3 separate regions of the Homo sapiens genome follow, and all the other regions are linked to region 3. Evidence: read pairs that join two places in POLR2A ChIA-PET (ENCODE). Cell type or tissue: MCF 10A. All regions are shown on one strand. Each heading gives the region's core, and the rest is flanking DNA. Links, peaks and the distances in the headings are about the cores only. Region 1 overlaps PIK3R1 (phosphoinositide-3-kinase regulatory subunit 1). Region 2 has its middle 38 kb from the start of TILRLS. Region 3 has its middle 20 kb from the start of TILRLS.

Evidence for each region. Peaks named below come from ENCODE experiments on the same cell type or tissue, not always from the same donor. Only the 100,000 strongest peaks of a DNase experiment are listed, where the experiment ranks them.
Region 1: POLR2A ChIA-PET joins it to region 3 with 11 read pairs; 5 of 35 experiments call an interaction of 5 or more read pairs at or near these places.
Region 2: POLR2A ChIA-PET joins it to region 3 with 17 read pairs; 2 of 35 experiments call an interaction of 5 or more read pairs at or near these places.

The regions. Positions count from the first base shown.
Region 1 is chr5:68,220,799-68,227,665 of GRCh38, forward strand. PIK3R1 (phosphoinositide-3-kinase regulatory subunit 1) reads left to right here. Exons shown (of 16, transcript NM_181523.3): 2 at 5,492-6,211. The coding sequence starts at 5,878. Among named protein-coding and RNA genes, the nearest start is that of PIK3R1, 8.5 kb to the left of the region's middle. In MCF 10A, for the core only: no CTCF peak of the experiment used is centred there; a DNase peak (open chromatin) is centred at 4,543.
Region 2 is chr5:67,302,307-67,309,262 of GRCh38, forward strand. No RefSeq gene overlaps it. Among named protein-coding and RNA genes, the nearest start is that of TILRLS, 38 kb to the left of the region's middle. In MCF 10A, for the core only: no CTCF peak of the experiment used is centred there; DNase peaks (open chromatin) are centred at 1,285, 2,625, 3,275 and 4,165.
Region 3 is chr5:67,244,859-67,251,814 of GRCh38, forward strand. No RefSeq gene overlaps it. Among named protein-coding and RNA genes, the nearest start is that of TILRLS, 20 kb to the right of the region's middle. In MCF 10A, for the core only: no CTCF peak of the experiment used is centred there; DNase peaks (open chromatin) are centred at 1,393, 4,033 and 4,373.

The DNA.
Region 1 (6,867 bases), core at 1,868-6,867, 980 kb after region 3:
TCAGCCCATTATTTTCATTTTATTTTAATTGATATAAAGTCCACATACCATAAAATTCACCCTAAATTCATCATTTCAAATTGAAGGCAATTTATTATGTTTACTAGGTGCTCTGGGTTGAATGTGTCCCCCAGAGTTTACATGTCAGAAATGTAATCCCTAATGCAACTGTGTTGGGAGGTAGGGCCTAATAGGAGGCTGTGCTCTCTTGAATGGATTAATGTCATTATGGCAAGAGTAGATTAGTTATCTTGGGAATGGGCTTGTTATAAACTCGAGTTTGGCCCTGTCTTGCTGTCTTGCCCTTGCAAGAGGACATAAGATGAAGGCCTTCACCAGATGCTAGTGCCATGCTCTTGGACTTTCCAGCCTCCAGAACCAAATATACTTCTGTTGTTTATAAATTACCCAGTCTCAGGAATTCCATTATAACAACACAAAATGGACTAAGACACTAGGATATTTTAATTTTGTTCGTCTTGATTTTCATGATTTCTGGGACACCATGATTTGGAAGGTAAACCATTTTTAAATAATGATTTTTTTAAAGACTGTATGAATTTAGGTGAGGAGCTTGACCTAGACTCTGAACTAGCACACTGAAGTTAAAAAGATGGACTGTAGAGAGATATGGGCTGTGGGCCCAGGAACCCTTCCATACCCTCCTGCCTTGGTTGAAGACCCATTTCGTGCTGCCATCCAATGCCTAACTGCTAATTTCATTGGGAGATAGAATCACATGACTTGGATATATTCTTGATTAATTTAATGTGATTTAAAAATATCCTGTATTCCTGCCTGTCCATCAAGTTCTCCAAATTCTTGTCATTTCTAAATGGAGAATGGAGTAACTCAACAAAGTCAGAGAGGGCTTTTTTGTTTGGCTCTTTGCCAAAATGCCTATAGGTTAGAGGGTTACACAGAAAATCTACTTTACAGCAGTTGTACGTTAAGTAGCTGTGGATTGCTATTTGTCAAACATCAGAAACAATTTTATTTTGGGGAATAGAAAGAGAATTTCTCTGTATGTTAGCAGGGACAGAAAATATGCTTCTGATTAATGGGATTGCAGGCAGTCATTAGAAGGATTGAAAGACTGGAGAAAAATTCCTTAAAATTTTGAACTGTTGCATATGATATTATATAAGAGTAAGTTAGTTTACTTGTTCGTAGGATTCCTTTATACCCTTTGTTACAATAACTTATGCATGCACTAGCTTGGAGCCTATATCACAAAACTGCCTTGGTTATTTGAAAATATTACATTGTAGATAATGTTATCTACATATAAAAAGCCTTTGCTATGTGAATAATCATGTCAGAACTGGGTAAAAATAGTTTAGTGGGCAGGTATATGTAGCAAAAGAGAATAGAGGCATGATAGAGTGAATCTGAGGAAAAATCCTGTTGATTTGGATAGTTTAGGCTCCAGGTCGATCTCGGTAGGGGTGGTGGTTACACAGGTATTACCAAATACCTCAGGCTGCTGGGTCTTCTGCAGTACTGTGAAGAATTTGAGGATGAGAGAAAAGAGAACTTCCCAGTCCTCTAGATGTGACAGTCCTTGTGGCAGTGCCATATCCCCCTAAGGAGGAGCTGGGTTATTGGAAATTGTTCAGTGGAGGGGCCTGGGATAGTGGCAGGAGGCAGAGGTGCTAAGGATACAGGTGGCAGAAGCGAAGCTCATAGAGCAGAAATAGGCAGGATTCCAGAAGTGGGCAGCCTTCCAGAAGTGGTGTGCCCAGTATTCTTTTATTCACTAGTTTATGGACTTCTTTCGCAGGGACACATTTTAATGAAGTCTCTTTGGAAGAAAATTTGCATGGCTGAGATGCTGGGTTTTGGAGTTGATGGAACTGCCGAGTTAAAATAGCTTTTTTGTGTGTGCAGGTAGTGTGAAAGAGCCACATACACTATCAGTAAAGCCGCTGTCTGAGAGAGTTAAAGAGGCAGACAGACAGTTAAGGTTAATTGGAGTGATCAGCTTGTGCAGGCCACGAACCTGCATCATCCACACCAAAGCAAGTTGAGTTCAGGCAGTAGATGCTGGAGGTGTTAAAAATGGGACTTACAGAGCTAGACTGCCTGGATCTGAATTCTAGTTCCTCTTCGCAATTGCTAAGTATTATCGTGACAGAGATATTTTCTGTCCTATGTTAAGTGAGACTACTGATAGTACCTGTTTTTATATAGTTATCTACACACACACACACATACATATATGACTATATATATGACTATATATATATGACTGTATATAACTATATATAGTCAGCATCATCATATCATCTAATACTAATTGGGAGCTATATGTGTACAAACTCAATCATCATCATCATCATCATCATCATCATCATCATCATCATCATCACCCAATACTTAACCGGAGTTTTATGTGGATTAACCCATTCAGTCCTCAAGAATGACAGACGTCAAAATGGACATGGCAGTCAGGAGAAAGTGTACAATGTGCAAAAGAGTAGGGGTGGCTGCCTTCTCTGTCTAGCTAAGGGCTCTCTACATCTTATCACCATGCTGTCCAGTCCCCACCCCAATGACTTGACTGCTCTCCTTTTTTTTTTTTTTCCACAACATTGCCCTCAGACCACTTAATTGACACTGACTAATGGCTGGCCTTGAATTAACGTCTGCATCAATGGATGGATGCCCTGTTTGTATCCATCTTCCTGGCCTTACTTTGGGGTCTCAGAAGACAGAAATGGTGTGTTCTATTTACCATCCTAGAGTCATAGAAGATTTGTGGTTCTTTTTATCAGATGAGGACCCAGAGTTCTGCACAGGGTTCTTCTTACCCACAAAGTAAGGTTCTTCTTACAGGTGGCAAGGGAGAGAGAATTTGTAGAGACCTTTAGTTCTCTGTCACTTCAGACAGGGATTGCCTCTCTGGTGTCTAGCCTCTAAAAGTCATCATGTTCCTTAGGTTTCTATTTCCCTTTGCACAAATTTAGCCTCAGGCAGACTCAAGCACAGCTTTTAGGTTTGTAAAACCTTGACAAGTCCTGGAGCCTTTTCTTAATACAGAGCCCCCTGGCAAGGAACAGCTTCAGAGGTAAGCTGTGAGCAGGGGCTTGCTTGATGGTTCCTGGAGGATTGAAGATGGGGAAGAGTTTGTTCATTATACTTCCCATTCTATTAAGAATCCCACCAAACTGGCCCACTGGGTGGCTGGAATAAAGGAAGTGTTAGGAAGCAGCTGGCATAAAGATCTACCCAGCCTACTGGTTGAGGATTTTTTTTTCCCCCCTAAAAGACATACATTGCCAGGAAAAGCTAACAAAAATTTCAAGGCAGATTTGGAGGAATTAAATTATTCTTAGGCACATTGCCTGGTTTCTAAGCATTTAGGGATATGTAAATGTTCATGTTCTTTAGAGGTCTCTGTCTCTTTTGTACAGAGTACATTAGTACTAAAAATGAGATTTGCTAGTTCTACATTTTCATGTGAATTTATGCAGTGAATATTCAATTTGATTCTGGATCTTTCAAAAGGAAAGGCTTTCTTTAAACAAATAATATAGCTTATTTTTCTGATATGCTCTATTGGTTGCTTTGATTTTTTTCTCCGACAACTGAAATGCGAAGTAGAGTACTATCCCCAATTAATATTCTTGCTCCACAAAGACTTCCAGTGTTTGTTTTTGCTTCTTTTAATATGTAACTCTCCTAAGTGTGTTATTGTATTACAGCTAAGAGGCTTTACCCATGTAAAGTTGAATACTTTACACTTCTGAATGCCAACATAACAATTAATCTATGATTAGATTTTGCTTCTTAAGATGCCTCCACTGACGAGTGCCTGTAATATTAAACTTCTAAAGTGTTCCACTCTTTAAAACTTATAAAAGCTCTCTTTGATATAGCCCACTGAAATTGTGTGGCTATTGTTTTTATTGCTTTATTGTGCAGCCAGCTTAACTGAAACCTTTGGGTGGCTTTTACTCTTTATAATAAAGATAACATTGAGAAATGCCTGGAGTACAAAGTGTATATGTGTACATGCCGTTCTCAGCCATCTACTCTGACTTAGTAACTCTCTAATTCCCTTGCCTCCACTATGTTTAAGAACAAAAAAGAAAAACACTTACATTTCACATTTCCTCCATCAAGCTGTCTTTATAGAGTGGTCTGTAGCAACCATTGCTACTTCCTCTCTAATATTTTTTAACTCCTTAAGATGTTGTTGCTGTCCTCACTGCTGGACTGGAATCTGCGTGATGATTCCATCATGGGCGAAGCCCCAAATTATTTAGCCTTGACTCAGTCTCTCCTGTCTGGATGCCTTTGCAGGATTTAGTCTTAGGGATCACATTTTCCTACTTGAACTCTTCTTCCTTGTTTTTGGGATGTTGTCTCTAAACCTTGACTTTCCTTCCTCAGTTACATACATTGAACTTCACTATTTGGCCCTTGGATCATTTTTTTTTTTTTTTAACTTTTGATTTGTCCTTGTGAGCTCTTCCATTCCATTGAATTCAGCCTTGCCTAATTGTGGCCGATTGCCAAATCCCTAGCATGTTTCCTCTTCTGAATCACAGACCAGGGTTTCATCAGCCACTAGCACACTTGCACAGGGGTGCCCAGAATCACCGTCAGCCCATCAGGTCACCTGGCTTCTCTTTGCCTGATAGTGCTCCAAACTCTCATTAATGCAGGATCAGGCACCCTTTGCTCCTCTCGTTCTCGCCGCACATTTAAGCATTTGCCACATCCCACATGTTCTTTCTCTGCAGTGTTTATTTCACTCCTCCCCTTTCCACACCTGCTGCTGCCACCCTGGTTTGTGTCCTCACTACCTCTTGGCCAGACCTCTGCAACACACCTTTCTCGCACACTGTGGTTAGATTGATATTCCTGGAGTGCAGCTCTGATCCCGTTGCTCACTTTTCACCAAGCCCTTTCCGTGTTCCACACTGTGGGCTGAATTACTCACAAACTCAGCATGGGCATGCGTGATGTCCTACAGCCCCTACCTAAATCTCTAACCCCAATCCCACTGCTCCCTCTTTGGCTCCAGACGGATTGGACTGCCTGTTCTAGCTCTTCTCAGAATATGACATTTTCTTGGTCACTTCTGTAACTAGCGTCCGACCACACATGCCATTCTGTCTTCAGATTCCTGCAGTTAGTGTGCTTTCTCCCTCGTTTGAACCCTGCAGTGTTTAGTTTCTGCCTCTCTTATGACATGTACTAGTGTTGTGGCTCTGTGTACTCTGAGCCACATTATCAGCGATAATGTCACATTATCGCTAAGACATTGCCTCATGCCGACACTCCTCCCCTCTGCCCCCGCCCGGTGTTCTTAGAAGGCAGGGACTGCCTTACTAATCTCTGTTGTGTCAAGCAATAGCACACTGGCCTGTGTCTGTCTGCCAAATCGATTAAGTACTTGTTGAATGGAAGTAGAAATTCCAATTAACACAGATGGCAAAGTGTGCTGTTCATTCTTAAGTCTCGTTTTTTTCATTCCTAGGTGAAGCTCGTGTGTGGAGTGCCACGGTACAATCAGACGACAGATGGACAGTGTGACAAAAGTGTCAGAAAGGATTGGGCCTCGCTGTGAGAGTCAGCCTGGATTCAAAGTGTTGACAAGTTGCTGAAAAGGAAGCCAGTGAGAGGACTGTGGCACGCAGAGGAAGTGGAGCCCTGTCTTCGGTCACACCATTGATGGAGGACAGATGGACAGCCGTATGGCCAGTCACCTCTCCTCTTAAACCTTTGGAGAGTGGTCCTTTGTCCTCTGCTGGACACATAATAGGAATTCTAACACATTCTCTGAATTCACTTTTCATAAAAACGTAAAATCAGACTGCTCTGTACAACCAGGCTCAACTGTTGCATGGTAGCAGATTTGCAAACATGAGTGCTGAGGGGTACCAGTACAGAGCGCTGTATGATTATAAAAAGGAAAGAGAAGAAGATATTGACTTGCACTTGGGTGACATATTGACTGTGAATAAAGGGTCCTTAGTAGCTCTTGGATTCAGTGATGGACAGGAAGCCAGGCCTGAAGAAATTGGCTGGTTAAATGGCTATAATGAAACCACAGGGGAAAGGGGGGACTTTCCGGGAACTTACGTAGAATATATTGGAAGGAAAAAAATCTCGCCTCCCACACCAAAGCCCCGGCCACCTCGGCCTCTTCCTGTTGCACCAGGTTCTTCGAAAACTGAAGCAGATGTTGAACAACAAGGTCAGTATTGATAAGTGGTTGCTTAATGACTCCCTTTCTTTTTCTTTTTAAGGAAAAGTCTTAAGTTTGGGTTGAGTCGTTATGTTCTGGGCAGAAGTTACCTTGGCAACTGCACCTGAATTGATGTGTGGTGCATAAAAGCTTGGTCAATCATTACACAACTAGAAATTTGTGTTTGTGGGGTTGGAAGTTGTTATAAAAATAGGGACACAGTATCCGAGAACCTGTTTAGTGAGTGTCGTTGAACACTATTATTATAGTTGTCATTGAATTAAACATCTACTATATTTCTTATTTTTGTAATTGGCATTATAGGCGGAGTATTCCTAGTCTGAAAATATGAAATCTAAAATGCTGAAAAACCCAAAATTTTTTGACACCCAAAGGAAATTCTCATTAGAGCATTCCAGAATTCAGATTCAGTGGTCAAGGGGTATAATGCAAATATTCCAAAATCCAGAACAACATGAAATCTACAACACTTCTGGTTCCAAGCATTTCAGATAAGGAATACTCAACCTGTGTATATCTAATAATAATTTTGGGAAAGTGGAGGGTAAGTCTAATATAAGTATATTTAACATGATTTGTATGGAAAAATGTAGAGAGTAATAAAATGACCACAGAACTCGGCTGAGAAGAAACCATTGTTTTTA
Region 2 (6,956 bases), core at 676-5,675, 57 kb after region 3:
CAGCTAGAATTGGGATGTGGTATAAAAACCTAGGTGCTGTTTGCAGTTTAATGCTGCCAGCACTTGGCACTGATACCCCATCTTGAATGACTAATAATCTCTGTGTATGAAGTACCTGAAGAATATGGCCTAGGCTTTCTATCCCTGGGGCTTCCAAATGATACCTTACTTCATCACCACAAGAGTTTTATGATGTTGGCATTTTTATCCCCATTTCACAGGTGAGAAAATTGAGGCTCAGGGTTATATAGTGGGCAGAAGTAGAGATAGGGTTTGAACTCCAATCTACCTGACCACGTTATCCACTGCCTATGTAACATATATAAGAAAAGATATCTGGACATGAAACATACAACAAGCAGTGGTTCAATGACATCCAGGAGTCAGTGTTCTGGGAGAAACTGAAAAGTAAACATTTTAAATAAATGTTTATTTTCTGGCTCCTGGTTATAATAAAATTGTTAGTTTGTGTTTCCTTTTAGCCAGAGTTAATATTCTAAAAGGAAGTGAGAGTTGCAGCTAACAGAGTTTTTATATAAGAGGGAAAATAAAAAGAGCACAAAAAAGAAAGGATGGTACTTGAAGACAACTTCCATGTAGTGTGGTATTGGCCAGTCCTGAATGGCTTTGGAGAGATCTGATTTTGGGCAAGGACACTGGACAGAGAGGGAGAAGGGGTAGGGAAGGCATCACTGGCAAGATATAACTAGACTTCACGAGCCTCAGGGCCCTCCTCACCTCAGTCAGAAAGACAGCAATACCACCTAAATGCCAAAATCCCAGAGGGGAAACAGTTAAAACCCAAGACACTCAAGGAGAGAAGGGTTTTGGAAATGTCAACAGGAGAAAAAAAGATTTTCCTGACTCAGGCCCTCTTTGATGACCTAGGAAAACTGGCTTGGGAATCAAAGTAGGGTGAAGTATGGTCCTGGTATCAGCATCACTTGGGAGCTTCTTAGAAACCAAATGCTCAGGCCTTACCCCAGACCTACTGAATCAGGAATGTTGCGTGGGGCCCTGCTGTCCAGGTTTGAGTCAGCCCTGCAGGTTTTGGATGCACCTAATCTTTGAGAAACACCACTCTGGAACATACAGAGGTGAGCCCTGGGCAAAACGGTGAGAGAGAAGCTTGTCCCAGGTACACCTTTACATTTATTAATGTGATTATTTGATTCATAGCCATGTGCCCTTCTAGGCTGTAAGTCAGACTGTGTGGCACACAGGAAGATACATTACTCAGCTTCCTTTGCAGTCAGATTGGAGCCATGTGATTGGGTTCTGGCCAATGGAATGTCATGGAAGTGAGGTCATCCATGTCAAAGCCGGGGTCCTGGTTGGTATAGGGCCAGCCTGTATGAGGACTCTGAGAAATAAACTTACATGAGGTAACTGCGATCTGGGGGTTGTTTTTCACAGCAGCTTCATTTCCCTGATTAATACAGGTTATGAGCAAAAAATTGGGCAAGGTCTGATCCGTTTTTGCTTTTGATTATATTCAGGGTGATCGTTGAAATGTTAACCAATGCTGTGTCAGTGGGACCAGTCACTCTACACAGACACTGACCACAGGGCTTATAGGGTCCTGCAGGACCTCTGAATTGCCATAGTTAACCCTTTAGATCAGGGATTTGGGGGAGCTCCAGAGGTTCAGAGGGAGAGGGCATTGGCTGGGACAGTATAGAAGAACTTCAGTATTTTAACAACCCATACAGCCGTACTGGTGCATGCCAATTGTATCACTAATATTCAGTACAGTCGTGATACAAGTAGGCAGACAACAAATACTTTTTTGAATCAAAACCAGATAATTTGAACATAATGTAGTTGGGGTCCTACTGAGCATTGAAGATAACAATTGCAGACATCTGTTAGGAGTCTCCCCTGGAATAAATTGTCTACGGAATCTACAGGCATCCATGTGGGCTCCATTTTACCCACTTCCTTACTCTAAAAGATGGATGGAGACCTCCATTTAGAATGGAAGTCCTTGGCTTTGTTGGGTTTTTGAATCCCTTTGGTGTTTAATTTGAGCTCCTTTCCTAAACAAATGCACATATACCCATAAATATAAGGATGTGGATACTGTTTTAGGGGGTTCGTATGTCCTTTGGGCTCCATCTCCAGGAATGAAAAGTAAAACAAGGAGGAAAAAAATTCCTGGAAGTGGCTAAGTGTGAACCAGGACCTAGTTGCCTTTGAGCATAGAATATGTGTAAATTGCAAAACCAGGACTTAACAAGGTTTCTGCAACATCTATAACTTTCATGACATTTTATTTTCTCGGTTCCTGTCTTCTCATCTGTAGTGAATAGCAATATAAACTCTTAAAAAAAAACAGAAAAGAGTGTTGCATCTTTGTGTAGAAATGGGTATTAGCATTCATGTCATAATTTGTAAATTGAGTTTGACTTATATATCAAGGCAACGTATAAAAATGCTGCACGGGGTGCTCAGGCACTTCCTTCTCTGTCTCAGCTTCTTAGAGCTACAAGAGGTTCCTCATGCTTCCAGACCTTGTTTATTTTAACATCCACTATAGGGGACCCGTCTTCCTGTTTCCCAACTGGATATAAAAACTGTTGGATGGTGAATCCTGCAGATCTGACGGGAGGAATTTCTGGCTAGTGGGAGGTGGAATGATTCACTTACTGATGTTAGTGCAGTGAGACAAATCTCATTCATAAATGTTCTCTCACTTGCAGCAACTTTAGCTTTACTACGTTTTTATTACTGGATCATTCCAGAACCTGATGAGTCTTTGGCATGATCTAGAAGGATGTGAGGACACTTGCTATTCCACAATGCCCTATTTAAGGAATAGTGGGCACTCCAGGGACCAGAGCTAGATAGTCATCCTGAAACAGAGATCAGGGTTATGCTTGACAAAATGAAGCATCAGTTTTGTTTTTTTTTTTTTTTTTTTTTTTTTTTTTTTTTTTTTTTTTTTTAGGATGATGTAAGTCAAAAATCAACTCCCATTGAGGTTAAAAAAAGTACTGGCTGCGTAGCCCTGTTGCTGTCAAAGGAGCCCTCATTTTCTCAAGCCTGAGAATTGAGTATTTTAGGGAAAGAACTTTAGAGGCCTTCTGCAATTTGCAGATGAGCTTGAAGTCCTGGGAGATGAAAGAACTTGCTAAAGGCCAGTGTCTGTCCAGGAGATGACAATACTGCCGCTTGGCAAGGGCAGGTTTTTTGTGGAGAGGTGTAATAGGGAAAAGGTGAAGCATGGCCAAAGGAAGGGGTGTGGGTAAGTTTGGAATGGATTTGTGCTTAATCCTGGGAACCATAAAACATTACTCAAGATCTCTGAGAGTGAGGGAAAAAGTGCCAGGATTTGTCCATGAGATAAGTTGAGAGGGGAACAGAGAGGGCACATGTGGTGAATGTGTGGAAACAAATCACCTGGTTAGTAATTTTGCCTTGAGCCTACCATGAGTTTGGTGCTCAAACTCAGGGCAGTCCTCACCCACACACCCCAGAGGGGTCCCCTCCACACATGATGGGCTGGCCAGGGAGAGCGAGGCTGAGCCAGGGACAGGGGTGATCAGGGAAGGAGGACATGGTGCCAGGAATAAGAAAAGCAAAGTAGAGGCCAGGGGTGAGGGAATAAACAAAACTGGAACAAGGGAGGATGCCAAAGTTCCTAGAATCATGATCCGTCAGGAGCTGAGGAGCTTGTGGGATTTGGAGATCCTCACAGTGTAGCTCATCAAAGTCAGGGCACAAAGGCAGACCACCAGTCTCCGGAGAAAGAAAAGGTGCTGGGCCTGGGGCACGGGCATGGTGTTCTGTGCCCACTGACTCATTGCCTGCTGAGTCTCAGGGAGGTTTAGTTATTTACACTCAATTACACATCTTAACTCTGCAAATGTTGGCACTAGGATGTAGGCCTCTCTTCCATTGATTTTAGTTGCAATCAGATAGGAAAAGGAACAGATTAGTGCCTGACATAAAGTTAAGTCCTCAAAAATGTTTAGATGCGAGCACTTTGTTTGTAATGTTGGTAGCTCACTGCTATCCATTTCACATTAGCAAAGAAGTCGTTTCTCATGTTAACCTGGGAAGGTGGCACTGAGTAGAGATGGTGGGGATAGAGCTTACAAAGAGAGAATTTTGATGGGGCTCCCTGGAGGAGTGAGAGAGTACCACGCCTGAAAAATTGCTTGTTAGCTGGTGAAATAAATGTTCTTGGATTACTCAGTGCAGGAAGTGAGTTGCACAGTAGATAATGAGGGGGAATTTCCTCCCCAGCTATGGCCTAGTGAAAATGTAGACCAAGCCTCAGTAGTCAAGGTGGTTAAGGGGCAAAGTGAAGGGAGAAAGACGAAGAGGGGCGGGATGGATGCTCTCAGCTAGAAGCACAGTGGAACCTCGTCTCAAACAGGAGATAGCACATGGACTGGCATTAAAAGTCCTGCTTAGAGCCTCTATGTGAGGCCCCATGAAAAAGCTTATTGCCTATATGTGACATTTTAATGTGATTAAAATGAGCCTTGACAAAGTTGAGTCAGATGGGAGTCAGGGAGTGGGGATGGCCTGTGCACTCCAGCTTTTTGTGAAGTGAAGAGAATGTATATAAATTCTCTAAAAAGCCTCAGCAGACCAGTAACTGCAGATTTTGTATAGTTCTAATGAGACAGCATTTTAGTTTGGCAAACACATCAGTGCTATGTGTCCCCAAAGCCCAGTGGTATTTGACTGCTTAGTTTTTGAACTCCGAGAAGTGGTACAGCAATCTCCAGTGAGCACAGGAGATTTCAGATCACCAATAGGTTTATACAAGGAACATCTTAGCACATGGCTTAAGAAAACCTCACACTAATTATGTGCTGAAAAAGGTCATTGTGCGGAATTTCCTAAGAAGAATTCCAGTGTTTCCAACAGAGAGGCTTGCAGCCTGAGGCCATTGTGACATACTGCTGTAAAGCCAGTTTTTTGTGCAATTTCCATGGAAAAGTGGGGAAGAACTCTATAGCCATGAAGTCTATGTGAATTTGGAATGCTGCTTCTTCTAGCAGAAGCTCTTTGGTAATGAGATTCTAAGGGAGTGATGTATATGGAAAAAGTGGGCGGATTTTGAAGATTTAAAAATAACACATTCTTGGGGTTCATGTGACTCTACAACTCTGTTGTGTGGTTTCTTTGAAGTGCTGGGTCTTTGGACTGAAATTTAAATTCATCTCACTGTGGCCTTTGGAAACACAGCATTAAACCTCTGTCATGCACGTTAATGCTGGGGCAAAAGAGGACAGAAGATAATTGTATTCCTCAATATTCACACTATTTTTAGATTAGGGAGGGTGAGCACTCATTTTAGAGGGTGTATGTTTGTGTCACTTTTCTGAATCTTATACAGGATGCAGCAATCATGCGATGATCGCCAGGTTGCACAAGATCACTAAGGCCACGAGAGGCAGTGGATGATAACTTCAGTGGGTTTCGGGTATCTGGGGTATCGGCAGGCAGAAAACCTATACATGTCTCTAGGGCAAGGTCTAATTGTATGTGCATGTTAGTGAGAGGGTTAGTCTTATTTCAGTATATTTTGTCCTGTGGTTATGTAGGGCTGAAGTTACCTGTATAGACAGACTTATCTGGCAGGGCAATAGCTCTAGAAGGTTTGAGGTGAGCAGATTCTATGTCAGAGCAAAGACCCTTTTTAGAGGCAGTCACCAGTGAAGGTGTTTTCTAAAATAACATTAAGACTTCTCACTTACTGTGTTGACACCTACTAGGGTTTCTGTTACTACTATAATTGGACTTCTGAGACCAGGGTCCAAAGCCCTGAGTGCCCTGGGAACTGACTTCCAGCTTTGAACATGGCATTACTTCTCTTCAGCCAGCCATACCTCTTACCTTCCTCCTACTGTTGACAGAACAATTATTGATCACCCATTGGGTGTTTCTCATCATATTCTCTGGTTGCTTTATTCCTGGTAGTGCCTCAGCTTTTCTAGGATGGAAAGTGAAAGGCTTGTTCCTTGGTCCCATGGAGGGTTTTTCTATTTGCTGGTGCAGCCTGTAGAGTATAGAACGTAGCACAAAAACATAAGTGCTATTTGCCAAATAATTCTAGTTCTTCTCCCTCCTGCGTACTTGTGTGGGCTGCATATCTCAGCCCCCTTGTGGTTGGGAGGGGTCATCTAAATAGGTCTGGCCAATGAGTTGTGAGCAAAGCAACATATATCACCTCTGAGTTGGAATATGTCATTGTCAATGTGAGACCCTCCAGAGCTCTCCCTTACTTCTGGGAAATGCTTAAGATAGTGACCTGACTATTATAAACAGCCCTTCTGCTGACCCATGATAAGATATCTTCAATGCTTAAAGTCACTAAAATTTTGGGTTGTTATTGCAGCATAACCTGACTCTTCTAGACCAATTTAGACAGTTCCCTTTTATGAGATTCAGGATCTTCTTCCCTGTTGGGGAGTAGCCTGTTGTGATTTTAGAGGTTTCAGAAAGGCTATTCTACTTCAGAATATCACCACCTCTACATATCTCCTATACCAGCCCCTGAGGTTCCCACACCTACCTGAAGTTATGTGACTTAGGGCAATTCATTCTTTGTCTTTCTGAGCCTTTGCACTCCAGAATGAAAGATTGGAGGAGATGACCTCCAGGGCCACACACAGCTGGCTTTCTCTCAAAGGCAAATTGTTCTCCTAGGCACCTATTCTGGTAAGACTAACAGCCTGAGATGGGCTTTGCAGAGTTTATGGATCCTTCTTTAAGGACACAAATGTTTCTGCCCTTTGTTCATTCTAACATCAAGGTCTTTGCATGTTTTATTTCTTCTGCCTTAATTACTCAGGCTCAGGGATCTCAATTGTCATCTCCCCAAGAGATACCCAGTGTGACACAAGTTACTCACTTATATTACCCAGTTTCATTTTCACCAAGGCCCTTAATAGTGCTTGCAATAGTCATATCTGTAGATTATTTTATCGTGTAGA
Region 3 (6,956 bases), core at 1,373-6,372:
CGTTAACTAAAATCACCAATAAACAAATATTTTTTTTCTCTCCATTTCATCTTCCATAAAACTTGACTTTCAGGTCCTTTCCCCTGTACCCTCGTCTCTGGGAGCTGGTCCCAGGTCTCAGGCCCTAGAAAGCAAACATCTTCCATAAAAGGTCAGTGCAGAGAGTTTAGGTGAAACCTTATGCTGATGCAAATGGGCTAGATGATTGCTCTGGTGATTGTGTAGATTAATGTGTGTACATGTGTGTGTGTACGTGTGTGTCTGTGTGTCTGATTCTGACCTTTAAATTAGGCTTCTTCCCTGGGCCCCTGCTGAAGGAATTTCTTTCAGCAGCCTGGGTGCCATTGGTTAGCCTCCAGGTAGACATTATCTCTTCATTGTTGTCAAGTCTTCATTCTGTCCCTCCCATTTTTCACCATGTGAATCCACCTTATGATCTGTTTCAAAGTTGAACAAGATGAGAACTTTCAAAGGCTGGATGAAGAATGGAATTTTCAATGAATTTAATGACCTAATTCTCAAAAAGGTACATACAAAAAAAAAAAATTAAAAAGATATCTGCAGTTACTTGTTCTTTTTTTTTTTTTTTTGCCCTGATTGCATCATCTCTAAAGTTGCCTTTCTTGATGATCAACTGGCGAGATCTGTAAAGGGGCATAAGTTGCTAATGGGTCCTTGGAGTTGAAGTGATTTAGGGAAAAAAAATCCTACATTATTATTATTTTCCCCAAGTAGCACTCTGATGCCTGGGGAGAGGGATGCTGGTAGCTGTGTGAGAAGCGGCAGAAATGAGGAAGGAAGGAAGGAAGGAAGGAAGGAAGGAAGGAAGGAAGGAGGGAGGGAATATTTGATTATTTCTTCATAAACAACCAATTCCTTTAGCACCTGCTATGGTTCCTGCCGCTGTGAGAGGAATATCAATGGCTTCAATATTCCATTGTTTGTGACTGAGAAGCATTTGCCTGCTGTACTGGGCTGCTTAGTTTTTTCAGACTGGCCACAAGGCAGAAAATGTGGCAGATATATAAAAGGAAAATGTTGGCCAACATGCCCTACATCAGGTGAGTTTTCTGTCTAAAGCCCATTTTGGAGTTACTGCCTCTCCCCTTTTTGTTTCTTCACAGCCTTTTGTTGATTTTTAGTTACATTTCTTTCCCCTGATGAGTGGCATACCCTTAAGTGTGCAGGTTCTACTGTTCTGCTCACATTAACACTTCTGTTAGTTTTTTTGTAATAGCCTACTTTGTTTTGATAAAATCATTACTTTCTTCAGCAACACTAATGCAAAGGAATGATTCATGAATACAAATGAAAGAAACAGCTCACAAAACAGGAGAAAAGGTGAGGAAAGAGAAGTTATGTTGGGTACTTGAAGTAGATCATTACCACCAGGTGGCGCTATTAAAACACCTCATTTTAAAATCCTAAACAGGGTTGCAAATAAGGAAAATGCAAAATTAGAGTCCTTCACAGAGAAAATACTTTTTATCAAAGAGAGACAGAGTGTGCGTGTGTGTGTGTATGTGTGTGTGTGTTTAGAACATAATTGTTTTAGGAAGAAGTAAATATTATGGGAAGTGGTGATACTTTTTAGAAAGGTGGCTCACAATTGATATTCTTGTAAGTTAAATACTAAAGCTTTTGAATATAAATATATTTAATTCCAGCTAGACCTTTTCTAGAATCTTCTGAAGCATGACATTGTAGACATCAGAAAGATGGTTTACTTTTACCATTCCACAACCCACTTTCATTCTACATAGAGAGCTTGCACAGTGGGGGCATTTATGTGAAAACAATTAGTACCCCATTAGGGGAAACATGAAGCCTGCAGGTCTGAGATGTTCTTGACTGCTTTGGGAACTTGGCATGTAGAAAGCTGGTAAATTAATACTCCGTGGAAGAGGATTCTTTACTTTAAAACATGTTGTCTATTATGTGACTCCGTGCTGCTGGTACCATTGTTATTTAAAGTAGACATTTTCATGTTTGTGCATTCTGTATGTGCATAGGGTATCCATTTACTGACAGAGAGATGAAAAGCTGATAATTCACATGTTTGTACATCAAAGATAGGGTGTTGATATAATGGTCCAGATAATCTTACACTTGAAGAAAGGCCAGGAGTAGAAAGTGATCTAACACAAAAAAGCATTAACGCCCTGAATTTTACATTGATTCTCCCTTATTTCAGCCCCAGAGCAACTCTCTGAATCAGATGATGCTGATAACTCCATTCTTAAGGCGAGGCTCCAGGAAGTTAAATAAGTTGTCAGTTGTCACAAAGCCACACTATATGACAGAATCAGGAGTTAAGCTCAGAAATTATTCCAGGGAGAAAAAATGCAATAAAATGAAAGGGAAAAGGCCTACGTTGTTTTGCAGTTTGTATTTAGATAAAATACTGTGGATAGCTTTGAAAGAAAGTGGAAAGAGACATACATATATATATTCATTCTACTTTTCTTATGTAATTTTTATCAATTCTATCTCAGCATACTATAACATATTCCATCATCCACAAAGCAGGAAGCCTGGGAAGACTGCTGGGTTTTTCTATACCTGGGGAAGAAAATACAAGTTGCTCATGAAAGTTGTAGCTGTGATAGCTCCCACATAATTCACACTACAGAGGCATTGACCCAGCTGGAAATGCAATGCATTATATAGAAATCAGCTGGTCCCTGCCTGGAAGAATATATGTTAATGGGAATATGTGACTCCAAGGAGAGTGCCTGGTATATACTAGACATTCAACATGTTGGCAGGATCTGAGCCTACAGCAATATAAAACCGACAACTTTATATTGTTTTGAAGTATCTGATGAACTCTTTATTTCTTGTTTCTAATTGAATTGTATTTAGATAGCGGTTTTTAGCCAAATTTTGCAGAGACGCTTCTGTATCCACCTGGGAAGTTATATGGGGGAAAGATTGTGTATAGGGGGCAGTGGTGTGTGTGGTGGGGGAGTGGGCTTCGCCATCCACCCTAGCTTATGTTAGAGCAGGTGGGCTATTTCTAATACATGCGACATTTCTAATACTGTGCTTGCATATTTTGAGTACTTAATTTTGATGTCAAGTCCTATAATACATCAGGGATTTAAGTGATTTATTTGAAACAATTCGTCACTTAAAAGATTATACTTAAAAGATTCAGATCCTTTATGATTTTTTAAAAATGATAAAAGATCCCCTGTGTTCTATGGTTATCAGAATTGAAGGTGATACAATATCTGAAAAGAAAAGAAATCATTATACGTCTCAGAGAGAAGTGTCACAAAGGAAATTTAATTCCTAATTTGATAAAAATGAAAAGAATCTGATTCTTTGATGATAAATCTTGAATCAGCTGGAGGCTGATTAATATATATAGAAGTAAGAGCAACTAAAAAGTGTTTTGACAGAAGCAGAAGACCTGGGGCTTATGTTGAAGTTTCTGATTATGTCCTCTAATGGTTCTGAAACATGGCTAGGAATGCCATTTATTTATTTGTTTCTTTGTTCACTTATTCATTCATATGTATTCTGAGGGGGAGTCTTTTTTTTTTTTTTTTTTCTTTGGAGACAGGGTCTTGCCTGTTGCTGAGGCTGGAGTGTATTGGAGCAATCACAGCTCACTGCAGCCCAACCCCCTGGACTCAAGTGATCCTCCCACCTCAGCCTCCCACATAGATGGGACTACAGGCACACACCATCATGCCTGGCTAATTTTTAAATTTTTTGTAGAGACCGGGTCTTGCTATGTTGCCCAGGCTGATCTTGAACTCCTGGGCTAAGGGAGTCTTAAAAGGTGTGCTGTTCATATTCTAGCCTAGTAATTGTGTTTGCAGTCATTGGTGTCACAGAAGTGCCACCTGCCTGTTGTTTCACTTGCCCTGTTACCACTTGCCTATTTTGCTAATGGTTTGCTACAGTTGACAAATGGTGTGTTTTGGTCTAGCTTCCAGCTCCCAGAGACCACAGGAAACACAGACAGGTACATGCTTGATCCTCCCAAGCTGCAGACATTCCTGGGCGTGTGTTGGGCAGTACACACTGTACTTCCTGTGTCATGCCCACATCCAGCTGTCAGGCCCTTACCCCTGAGGGCTTGGGGGATACATGGGAGAAGTTTGTTGATTTGGGCTCGAGGTCAAGCAGTCTATTTTAGAAACCTTAGGAGACTTAGTTTAAAAAGTATTAAAAGGTCTCATAAAAGAGAATTGTAAGGTTGGCTAGCAGTTGATTTGTTATGAGATGGAAGAGTCATACATTATCTTGGTATTTAATCAGTTAATAAATTGTTTCAATATGGTATATCCTTTTTTTCTTAAAGCAGTTTTCTTCCTAATAGCAAAGGATGCCAAGATTATTGCAATCTTTGGTAATCTCCTGTGAAATATGCCCTTTGCATTTCTTTTTATGAGTTTCCACCCTTGCCAGTATCAAGAAACAACAGAGCAGGGGAAGAAAAACATTTAGGGAAAATCACCAAATGCAGAGTCAGGAATCAAATTGAGATTTTCAGCTCCAAGTCTAGAATACCATGTTGACATTATAAATAGCCAACTAGGTATTTAATAGCTTATCACTAAGAGCTTGAGATTGTGGCTCCGGTTTTGAGACTCACATACGCCAAAAGCCAACTGTTAGGGAGCGACCCCTAAGGTGCACATGTATTACTGATTTATTTACACAAAACCTCATTCCATAAAGGAAATAAAGTGGTCTGCAACAATAACATGCACCGTGTAATAATGGTAGAATGTCATACCGAGGAACCAAAAGATAAAGATCAGGATAAAAGGCTGATACGAGCTTAACCAAAGGACTTCAAGTATGTTATGAGGGCTCAGACAGCTGTTACAATCCAGCCTCATATCTGGAAGCAAGCCAAACTGAATTCAAGTGTGAAGGGGGCCATGAGACAAACAGTAAGAAGCACAGAGCTTTCTCTGACAAAACATTTCATCTCTGAGTACTCAGAATTTTCGTTGCTCCTTTTTTTTTCTTTTTTCTCTTATTTATTTTTATTATACTTTTAAGTGTTAGGGTACATGTGCACATTGTGCAGGTTAGTTACATATGTATACATGTGCCATGCTGGTGCGCTGCACCCACTAACTCGTCATCTAGCATTAGGTATATCTCCTGATGCTATCCCTCCCCACTCCCACCACCCCACAACAGTCCCCAGAGTGTGATATTCCCCTTCCTGTGTCCATGTGATCTCATTGTTCAGTTCCCACCTATGAGTGAGAATATGCGGTGTTTGGTTTTTTGTTCTTGCGATAGTTTACTGAGAATGATAATTTCCAATTTCATCCATGTCCCTACAAAGGACATGAACTCATCCTTTTTTATGGCTGCATAGTATTCCATGGTGTATATGTGCCACATTTTCTTAATCCAGTCTATCATTGTTGGACATTTGGGTTGGTTCCAAGTCTTTGCTATTGTGAATAATGCCGCAATAAACATACGTGCACATGTGTCTTTATAGCAGCATGATTTATAGTCCTTTGGGTATATACCCAGTAATGGGATGGCTGGGTCAAATGGTATTTCTAGTTCTAGATCCCTGAGGAATCGCCACACTGACTTCCACAATGGTTGAACTAGTTTACAGTCCCACCAACAGTGTAAAAGTGTTCCTATTTCTCCACATCCTCTCCAGCACCTGTTGTTTCCTGACTTTTTAATGATTGCCATTCTAACTGGTGTGAGATGGTATCTCATTGTGGTTTTGATTTGCATTTCTCTGATGGCCAGTGATGGTGAGCATTTTTTCATGTGTTTTTTGGCTGCATAAATGTCTTCTTTTGAGAAGTGTGTGTTCATGTCCTTTGCCCACTTTCTGATGGGGTTGTTTGTTTTTTTCTTGTAAATTTGTTTGAGTTCATTGTAGATTCTGGATATTAGCCCTTTGTCAGATAATAAAATAAAATACTGGCAAACCGAATCCAGCAGCACATCAAAAAGCTTATCCACCATGATCAAGTGGGCTTCATCCCTGGGATGCAAGGCTGGTTCAATATATGCAAATCAATAAATGTAATCCAGCATATAAACAGAGCCAAAGACAAAAACCACATGATTATCTCAATAGATGCAGAAAAAGCCTTTGACAAAATTCAACAACCCTTCATGCTAAAAACTCTCAATAAATTAGGTATTGATGGGACGTATTTCAAAATAATAAGAGCTATCTATGACAAACTCACAGCCAGTATCATACTGAATGGGCAAAAACTGGAAGCATTCCCTTTGAAAACTGGCACAAGACAGGGATGCCCTCTCTCACCACTCCTATTCAACATAGGGTTGGAAGTTCTGGCCAGGGCAATTAGGCAGGAGAAGGAAATAAAGGGTATTCAGTTAGCAAAAGAGGAAGTCAAATTGTCCCTGTTTGCAGACGACATGATTGTATATCTAGAAAACCCCATTGTCTCAGCCCAAAATCTCCTTAAGCTGATAGGCAACTTCAGCAAAGTCTCAGGATACAAAATCAATGTGCAAAAATCACAAGCATTCTTATACACCAACAACAGACAAACAGAGAGCCAAATCATGAGTGAACTCCCATTCACAATTGCTTCAAAGAGAATAAAATACCTAGGAATCCAACTTACAAGGGATGTGAAGGACCTCTTCAAGGAGAACTACAAACCACTGCTCAAGGAAATAAAAGAGAATACAAACAAATGGAAGAACATTCCATGCTCATGGGTAGGAAGAATCAATATCATGAAAATGGCCATACTGCCCAAGGTAATTTACAGATTCAATGCCATCCCCATCAAGCTACCAATGACTTTCTTCACAGAATTGGAAATAACTACTTTAAAGTTCATATGGAACCAAAAAAGAGCCCGCATCACCAAGTCAATCCTAAGCCAAAAGAACAAAGCTGGAGGCATGACACTACCTGACTTCAAACTATACTACAAGGCTACAGTAACCAAAACAGCATG